Linked DNA regions of Homo sapiens: region 2 is linked to region 1. A link is a contact called in ENCODE Hi-C or POLR2A ChIA-PET data. All regions are on one chromosome and are shown on one strand. Each heading gives the region's core, a stretch centred on a gene start or an enhancer-like site at or near the end of the contact. The rest is flanking DNA. Distances are from core to core; before and after follow the strand shown. Region 1 holds the start of H6PD (hexose-6-phosphate dehydrogenase/glucose 1-dehydrogenase). Region 2 has its middle 22 kb from the start of ENO1-AS1.

The links. A loop is a pair of places that touch in the nucleus more often than their neighbours do. ChIA-PET counts read pairs that join two places held with the same protein, here RNA polymerase II (POLR2A). Pooled maps may share reads with other maps.
Region 2: a loop to region 1 is called in a pooled map of posterior vena cava, with 3 times the contacts of the local background. The contact joins the enhancer-like site here to the promoter of H6PD in region 1. A Hi-C loop is called at or near these places in 6 of 50 pooled maps. POLR2A ChIA-PET finds 5 or more read pairs at or near these places in 3 of 52 experiments (MCF 10A, T-cell and activated CD8-positive, alpha-beta memory T cell).

Annotation. Positions count from the first base shown.
Region 1 is chr1:9,233,414-9,237,561 of GRCh38, forward strand. It overlaps H6PD (hexose-6-phosphate dehydrogenase/glucose 1-dehydrogenase), which reads left to right and starts at 1,361. Exons shown (of 5, transcript NM_004285.4): 1 at 1,361-1,653. RefSeq lists a silencer at 1,214-1,773.
Region 2 is chr1:8,898,507-8,902,800 of GRCh38, forward strand. No RefSeq gene overlaps it. Among named protein-coding and RNA genes, the nearest start is that of ENO1-AS1, 22 kb to the left of the region's middle. Within about 2 kb of position 1,570, at least 9 of the 41 ENCODE cell types and tissues checked have a DNase peak (open chromatin) inside an H3K27ac peak, as active enhancers do.

The DNA of each region.
Region 1 (4,148 bases), core at 111-2,610:
CTCAGTGTGACCTAAATCCTTGCCGAGGCTTGGCAGCCCTCTGCGGGCGCCCGGATGGCCTCTGGCCTTGGTGACGGTGAGGCCCAGCTCCCCTCAGTTCCCAGCCTTCCCGGAACCCCTTGCCTAACATCCTGTGTGGTAATCATGCCTGTTGGCCCCATTCAGTCCTGCCGGCCACTGCCAAGTTGCCACTGCTAGTTCCAGACGCTCCCACCTCTAATGGAACCATCGGGAAATAAAAAGCTGCAGCACAGTTTCTCTCTCAGGTCAGAATCTCCTCCCAGCACTTTGGGAGGCCAACGTGGGAGAATCACTTGGGCCCAGGAGTTCGAGACCAGCCTGGGCAACAAAGTGAGACCCCGTCTCTACAAAAAGTTGAAAAATTAGTCAGGAGTGGTGGCGAACATCTGTGATCCCAGTTACTTGGGAGGCTGAGGCGGGAGGATCACTTGAGCCTGGGAGGCGGAGGCTGCAGTGAGCTGTGATAGCGCCACTGCACTCCAGCATGGGTGACAGAGCGAGACCCTGTCTCAAAAAAAAAAAAAAAAAAAAAAAAGAAAAAAAGAAAAGAAAAGAAAGAAAAAAGAAAAAGTGGGGAGCAGGTTGGGGAGCATGGTGAGGGCCACCTACTGCCTGATAATGGTGGGGGACAGGAAGGGGACTGAGTGCTCTGAGAGGCAGCTGATCCCGTTTTCTCACTTAAATACCTCTCACCCTACAGAGAAGCCCTGATTCCATTTGCTGTCTTTCTTAGCAATGTCTTAGCAAAAGTCTTCTATTTGCCACACGGGTCCAAGCTTCCGCTTACTAAGCACCCAAGTGCCAGACAACCCCGGAGGCAGGTACTCCCATTGTCCCCACTGTACAGATGAAGAAACTGAACTCAGGGTCACACAAGTGATAAGGGGTGGCAGAGATCTGAAGCTGTGCGCGGAGGCGTGGCCAGCGTGTGCGCTCCGACTTCTAAATCCCTACTCTGGATATTGAAGACGGGAAAGACCGAGCCGCTCATTCTACAGATGGGGAAAAGCGAGGCCTGAGGAGTCCCAGAGCGGGTGCCAGATCGTAGGGAGCAGCCAGCACCCCGGGTCCCCTCCACGACACAACCACGTCCCTCGGCCACTTCTGGGTCCCGCGCGCGTCTCGGACGCGGCAGGACAGCTCTAGGACGCACGGCCACCAGGGGGCCGAAGGGAAGGGCGGGGGCGGAGGCTCGGAGCTGACCCACCGCCTCGCCCCGGAAGCTCCGAGGCCCCGCCCCGGCGGCCGCCAGCGGAGGGCGTGGCCTCGCCGGCGCCCCCGCCCCGCCCCCGCCCCCGCCGCGCGCGCCCCCGCCGCGCGCGCCCCCGGCCCGGGCCCCAGTCTTGCTGAGCGCAAGGCGGTGGAGGCCTGAGGCCTGAGGCCTGGGGCGGGGTGGCGGCCGGGCTGGCCTTGGCCTCGCGCCTTCCCCTGCGGCCGCCGCGGGCTCCGCGGGCGGTATCGGAGTGTCGTGCGGCGCGTGGCCGCGTGACACGCGCACTTGTCGGAGTGACGGGCCCTGCGGAAGAGGAGGTGCGGCCCAGGGCGCAGGGGAGCCCTCGGGAGCGGGCCCGGCCCTCAGCGCCGCCCCGGCCGTGTCCCGGAGGAGCGGCCTGCGCCGCCGCGCGAGAGGAAGTAAGCGCCCCCCGCCGGCCCCGCCGCCGCCCCGGCCCCGGCGCCTCCAACCCGCGCTGCCGCCGGGCCCGAGGCCGCGCCGAGCCCCGGAGCCTGCGCTGCCAGCCCCACGGAGCCTGGGGCTGGCGGCTTTGGAACTGCTCAGGAGGCGGCCAGGCTCCCTCCAGGGTCGCCCCGAGCGGCCGAGCTGTCCTTTCCCTGGGCTTCCCGGAACTGAGTTCCAGGAGAGGGGGAACTCCGAGATTTCCCCCGGGACCTGCTTAATCTTTGGCATTGATTGGCCCTCGGGTTTCACATAGCGTTTCCCGTACCCGGATCTAGTGAACGGTTTTCCAGGGGCAAACCTCTCTGGATCTCTGAAAATCAGCTCACCCAACCTTGAATGCTTAGCCAGAAGTGAGAACTTCTGGAAAGAAGTGTCCTTGCCCACTCCCCCTGCACCCACAACAGGCCCATGGCTCATGAAAGGCAGCAGATGAGGGAAAACTGGTGTCAAATGGGCATATTTTTTATTTTATCTTTTTACTTTTTTATATAAAAGTAAAAAATCTTTTACTTATAAAAGATGGGGTCTTGCTTGGTTGCCCAGGCTGGAGTACAGTGGCACAAACACGGTTCCCTGCAGCCTCCACCTCTTGGGCTCAGGCCATCGTCCTGCCTCAGCCTCCGGGGTAGCTGGGACCACAGGCGCACACCACCACGCCTGGCTAATTTTTAAACCTTTTGTAGAGACAGTGGTCTCACTATGTTGCCCTGGCTGGTCTCGAACTCCTGGGCTCAAGCGATCCTCCTGCTTAAGCCTTACGAAGTGTTGGGATTACAGGTGTGAAGCACCACGCCCAGACAGCGTATTTTAAATTATGCATCATATCCCTTTAATTTTTCATCATTATGATTGGAAGATCATGAAAAGCTGTCTGAGTTTTTCCTTGGCATTTTTCTGTGGTTGATGGTTAGTTGTTGCCCAAGCTGGAGTGCAATGGCGCGATCTCGGCCCACTGCAACCTTCTCCTCCTGGTTCAAGCGATTCTTCCACCTCAGCCTCCTGAGTGGCTGGGATTACAGGCGCGTGCCACCACACCCGGCTAATTTTATGTATTTTTTAGTAGAAACAGGGTTTCACTATGTTATCCAGGCTTGTCTTGAACTGCTGACCTCAGGTGATCCACCACCTCGGCCTCCCAAAGTGCTGGGATTACAGGCATGAACCACCGCGCCCAGCTGGTTAGTTGGTTTTAACAGCAGTTCAAGAAGCTAGCAAGAAGGACTTCATTCGTGAAGCTAATGGTTTAATGATAGAAACTAACATTTCTGGCCGGGCCCAGTGGCTCACGCCTGTAATCCCAACACTTTCGGAGGCCAGGGCGGGCAGGTCACTTGAAGAGTTCAAGACCAGCCTTGCCAACATGGTGAAACCCCGTCTCTACTAAAAATACAAAAATTTGCTGGGCATGGGGGCAGCGGATGCCTGTAATCCCAGCTGCTGGGGAGGCTAAGGCAGGAAAATCGCTTGAACCGCCCTGCCTCCGGTGACGGAGGTTGCAGTGAACCAAGATCGTGCCACTGCACTCCAGCCTGGGTGACAAAGCTAGACTTCTCCTTAAAAAAAAAAAAAAAAAAAAGCAGCTAGGATTTCTTGGGTGCTTACTGTATGCCAGGCATTGTGCTAAGTACCTTACATGCTTCCCATCGATTTGTTTTCCCATTCTGTGGTTGAGGTACAGAGAGGTTAAATAACTTGTCTGAGGGTACATAGTTACTGAGTGGCAGGGATTTGAATCCAGAATATTCTTATGTAACCAGTTCTCCAAAAACTAGCCCTTGAAGGTCTTCCACGTTTCAACAAAGCAACTGAGGCTTATACATGATGTCTTCATGATGTCAGAAGGAAGAACTGTGAAAGGCAAAGCGGACCCGGGAGGCAGAGGCTGGTTACCGCAGTTAGTGTTCGGAACAGCTTGACTTCATGGAGCAGAGAAACAGCCTGTCTGGTTTAAACCACTGTTCAGTATCTACACTGATACAGTGTAAATGTAATACAGTGTTTTACATTTTGCCATTCAGGGATGTAGTCACATTTTACGGGAAGGTTAGCTCTGGGACCAGACTGCCTGTATTCAAATCCTATCACCTCTAGCTGCTTGACCTTTGGTAAGTTATTTGACTTCTCTTTTTTTTTTTTTTTTTTTTTTTTTTGAGATGGAGTCTTGCTCTGTTGCCCAGGGGCGCAATCTCAGCTCACTGCAACGTTCGCCTCCTAGGTTCAAGTGATTCTGCTCCCTCAGCCTCCCAAGTAGCTGGGATTACAGGCACCTGCCACCACGCCTGGCTAATTTTTGTATTGTTAGTAGAGACGGGGTTTCACCGTGTTGGCCAGGCTGGTTTTAAACTCCCGACCTCCAATGATCCTCCTGCCTCAGCCTCCCAAAGTGCTGGGATTATAGGCGTAAGCCACTGCGCCTGGCCATGTTATTTGACTTCTCTTTGCCTTAGTT
Region 2 (4,294 bases), core at 320-2,819, 330 kb before region 1:
TTGTCTAGCTAAAGGATTATAAATGCACCAATCAGCACTCTGTAAAAACGCACCAATTAGCACTCTGTGTCTAGTTAAAGGATTGTAAATGCACCAATCAGCACTCTGTAAAATGGACCAATCAGCAGGATGTGGGCGGGGCCAAATAAGGGAATAAAAGCTGGCCACCCAAGCCAGCAGTGGCAACCAGCTTGGGTCCCCTTCCATGCTGTGGAAGCTTTGTTCTTTCGCTCTTCACAATAAATCTTGCTGCTGCTCACTCTGGGTTTGCACTACCTTTATGAGTTGTAACACTCACGGCAAGGGTCTATGGCTTCATTCCTGAGGTCAGCGAGACCACGAACCCACTGGGAGGAACAAACAATTCTGGACGCGCCACGTTTAAGAGCTGTAACACTCACTGCGAAGGTCTGTGGCTTCACTCCTGAAGTCAGCGAGACCACGAACCCACCGGAAGGAAGAAACTCCGGACACATCTGAACATCTGAAGGAATAAACTCTGGACAAACCATCTTTAAGAGCTGTAACAATCACCGCAAGGGTCCACAGCTTCATTCTTGAAGTCAGCGAGACCAGGAACCCACCGGAAAGAATAAATTCCGGACACAACATTTCTTTTTTCTTTGAGACAGGGTCTCAGTGGCACAATCATAGCTCACTGCAGCCTCAACCTCCTGGGCTCAAGAGATCCTCCTGCCTCAGTCTCCTGAGTAGCTGGCACACCGCCATGCCCTGCCAATTTTTTTTGTAGAGACAGGGGTCTCACTGTGCTGCCTACACTGGTCTCGAGCTCCTGGTCTCAAGCAGTCCTCCCTCCTGGTCGTCCCAAAGTGCTGGGATTATAGGTGTGAGCCACCGTGCCTGGCCTCTTTTCTTCTTTTTTCCCTCCACATGTGTCTTATTTTTTTTATTTTTTTATTTTTTGAGACAAAGTCTTGCTCTTCTCCCCCAGGCTGGAATGCAGTGTTGCCATCTTGGCTCACTGCAACCTCTGTCTCCCGGATTCAAGCAATTCTCCTGCTTCGCCCCCTCAAGTAGCTGGGATTACAGGTGCCCACCACCACGCGTGGCTAATTTTTGTATTTTTAGTAGAAGCGGGGTTTCACCATGTTGGCCAGGCTGGTCTAGAACTCCTGACCTCAGGTGATCTACCCGTTTCGGCCTCCTGAAGTACTGGGATTAGAGGCATGAGCCACCGTGCCCGGCCGTCTTTTGCTTTATTTTTGAGACAGAGTCTCACTCTGCTGCCCAGGCTGGAGTGCAGTGGTGCTATCTCGGCTCACTGCAACCTCTGCCTCCCCGGTTCCAGTGATTTTTGTGCCTCAGCCTCCCGAGTAGCTGCTGTGATTACTACAGGTGCCCACCACCACGCCTGGCTAATTTTTGTATTTTTAGTAGAGATGGGGTTTCACCATGTTGCTCAGGTTTGTCTCAAACTCCTGGCCCCAGGTGATCTGCCTGCCTTGGCCTCCCAAAGTGCTGGGATTACAGGCATGAGCCACTGAGCCTGGCCTCTATATAAGCCCTAAGTTCTAACCGCTCCTCTGAGTTACTCATCACTGAATTTCCGTTGCAGGTGATTCATGAGTTTCCAGGAAAGGGGTGGGTGATTTCCAGAATGAGGGTTCCTCCCCTTTTTAGACTATATAGGTAAACTTCTGGGCCAGGCATGGTGGCTCATGCCTGTAATCTCAGCACTTTGGAAGGCCAAGGCTGGCAGATCACTTGAGGTCAGGAGTTCAAGGACAGCCTGGCAAGCATGGAGAAATCCTGTCTCTACTAAAAATACAAAAATTAGCTGGGCGTGATGATGTGCTCCTGTACTCCCAGTTACTCAGGCAGCTGAGGCAGGAGAAGCCGGAGGCAGAGGTTGTGGTGAGCCAAGATTGTGCCACTGCACTCCAGCCTGGGTGACAGAGCAAGACCCTGTCTCAATAAACTAAACTAAACTAAAATAAATAAATAAAGGAATAGACTACATAGGCTAACTTCTGGATGTGGCTGTGGCATTTGTAAACTGTCATGGCGCTGATGAGAGTGTCTTTTAGCATGCTAATGTATTATAATTAATGTATACTGAGTAGGGAGGACTACCAGAGGTCACTTTCATTGCCATCTTGGTTTTGGCTGGTTTGGGCTGAGTTCTTTTTTTTTTTTTGAGACAGAGTCTCACTCTGTCACCCAGGCTGGAGTGCAGTGGCACAGTCTCAGCTCACTGCAATCTCCACCTCCCAGGTTCAAGTAATTCTCCTGCCTCAGCCTCCTGAGTAGCTGGGATACAGGCACGTGCCACCACACCCAGCTAATTTTTGTATATTTAGTAGAGACGGGGTTTCACCATGTTGATCAGGCTGGTCTCGACCTCCTGACCTTGTGGTCTGCCTGCCTTGGCCTCCCAAAGTCCTGGGATTACAGGCATGAGCCACCGCACCTGTCCTGGGCTGACTTCTTGACCACATCCTATTTTATCAGCAGGGTCTTTATGACCTGTATCTCATGATATCAATCCTGCAGACCTCATCTATCTTTTTTTTTTTTTTTTTTTTTTGAGACAAAGTCTCACTTTGTCACCCAGGCTGGAGTGCAATGACACCATCTCAGCTCACTGCAACTTCTGCCTCCCAGGTTCAAGCAATTCTCCTGCCTTAGCCTCCCAAGTAGCTGGGATTACAGGTGTGCACCACCATGCCTGGCTAATTTTTATTTTATTTTATTTTATTTTATTTTATTTTATTTTATTTTATTTTATTTTATTTTATTTTTAAGACAGAGTTTTGCTCTTGTCGCCCGGGCTGAAGTGCAATGGCAGGATCTCAGCTGACTGCAACCTCTGCCTCCCGGGTTCAAGCAATTCTCCTCCCTCAGCCTCCCAAGTAGCTGGGACTACAGGCACTTGTCACCACACTGGCTAATTTTTGTATTTTTAGTAGAGATGGGGTTTTACCATGTTGGCCAGGCTGGTCTCGAACTCCTGACCTCAAATGATTCATCCACCTGGGCCTCCCAAAGCACTGGGATTACAAACATGAGCTACCGCATCTAGCCTCCGAGTAATTTTTATATTTTTAGTAGAGACAGAGTTTCACCATATTGGCCAGGCTGGTGTTGAACTTCTGGCCTCAAAGTGATCCACCCTCATCAGCCTCCCACAGTGTTGGGATTACAGGCGTGAGCCACTCTGACCAGCCAAAGACTTCTACTTTCATGAACTTACTGTAAATCTTACCCTTAAGTGAAAGCCTCAACATTACTGAAACACATACTTACCATAAATCCTGCCCTTATGCAAATTCCCTATGGTATATAAGCCCTGGGTCTTGGGGTATAACATTGTAGGGATCCACCATGTCATCTGGAGGCTGCCTGAGACATGGTTTCTGTTCGTAAGTCCCTATTAAATGTTTCCTTCTGATCACTGTGTTTGTCAGCCTCTTTCTTTGGCCTCTCAGCTCCCTGGGCCTTTGGAGGTAGGTTTGCATAGACCTGCTCACCGCAGAAGAGTGCTTAATATATATATTTTTTTTTTTTGAGACGGGGTCTCACTCTGTTGCCCAGGCTGAAGTGCAGTGGTGCCATCTCAGCTCACGGCAGCCTCCGCCTCCTGAGGTCAAGCAATTCTCCCTCCTCAGCCTCCTAAGTAGCTGGGATTACAGGGGTGCGCCACCACGCCCAGCTAATTTTTGCATTTTTAGTATAGATGGGGTTTCACCATGTTGACCAGGCTGGTATCGAACTCCTGACCTCAGGTAATCCACCCGCCTCGGCCTGCCAAAGTGCTGGGATTACAGGCATGAGCCACTGCACCCGGCCTTAATACATTTTTGTTGAATGGATGAAGTGCTTCTCCATAAGGGATGTTTGGGTTCAATTTTCTGGCTCCCACAAACCCACCTTCTGAGTCTCAGACCCTCTCCTTGTCCATACCTGTCCATGCGGAGATAGGCGGTGTGGTGTTACGATAGATACATACTGGTTTGCATCTGCAGATCCCCGTTCCTAACTCCCACAGTCCTGTGATAATGTTGGGGCACTTGAGGCCTCAGGAAACAGAACCTCTCCTCTGAACTTCTCCTGTTCCTCTTTCACCTGTCCAACCAGGATTCTAATCTGATGTGGGTCCAAAGACCTTCATTCCAGAGAGGGTCCTGCCCCATACCCTAGAGCAAGACTGTTCAGCCCACCGTCCAGGATGGCTTTGAATGCAGCCCAACACAAATTCATAAACTTTCTTAAAACATTATGAGATTGTTTCACAATTTTTTTTTAAAGATCATCAGCTATCATTAGTGCTAGA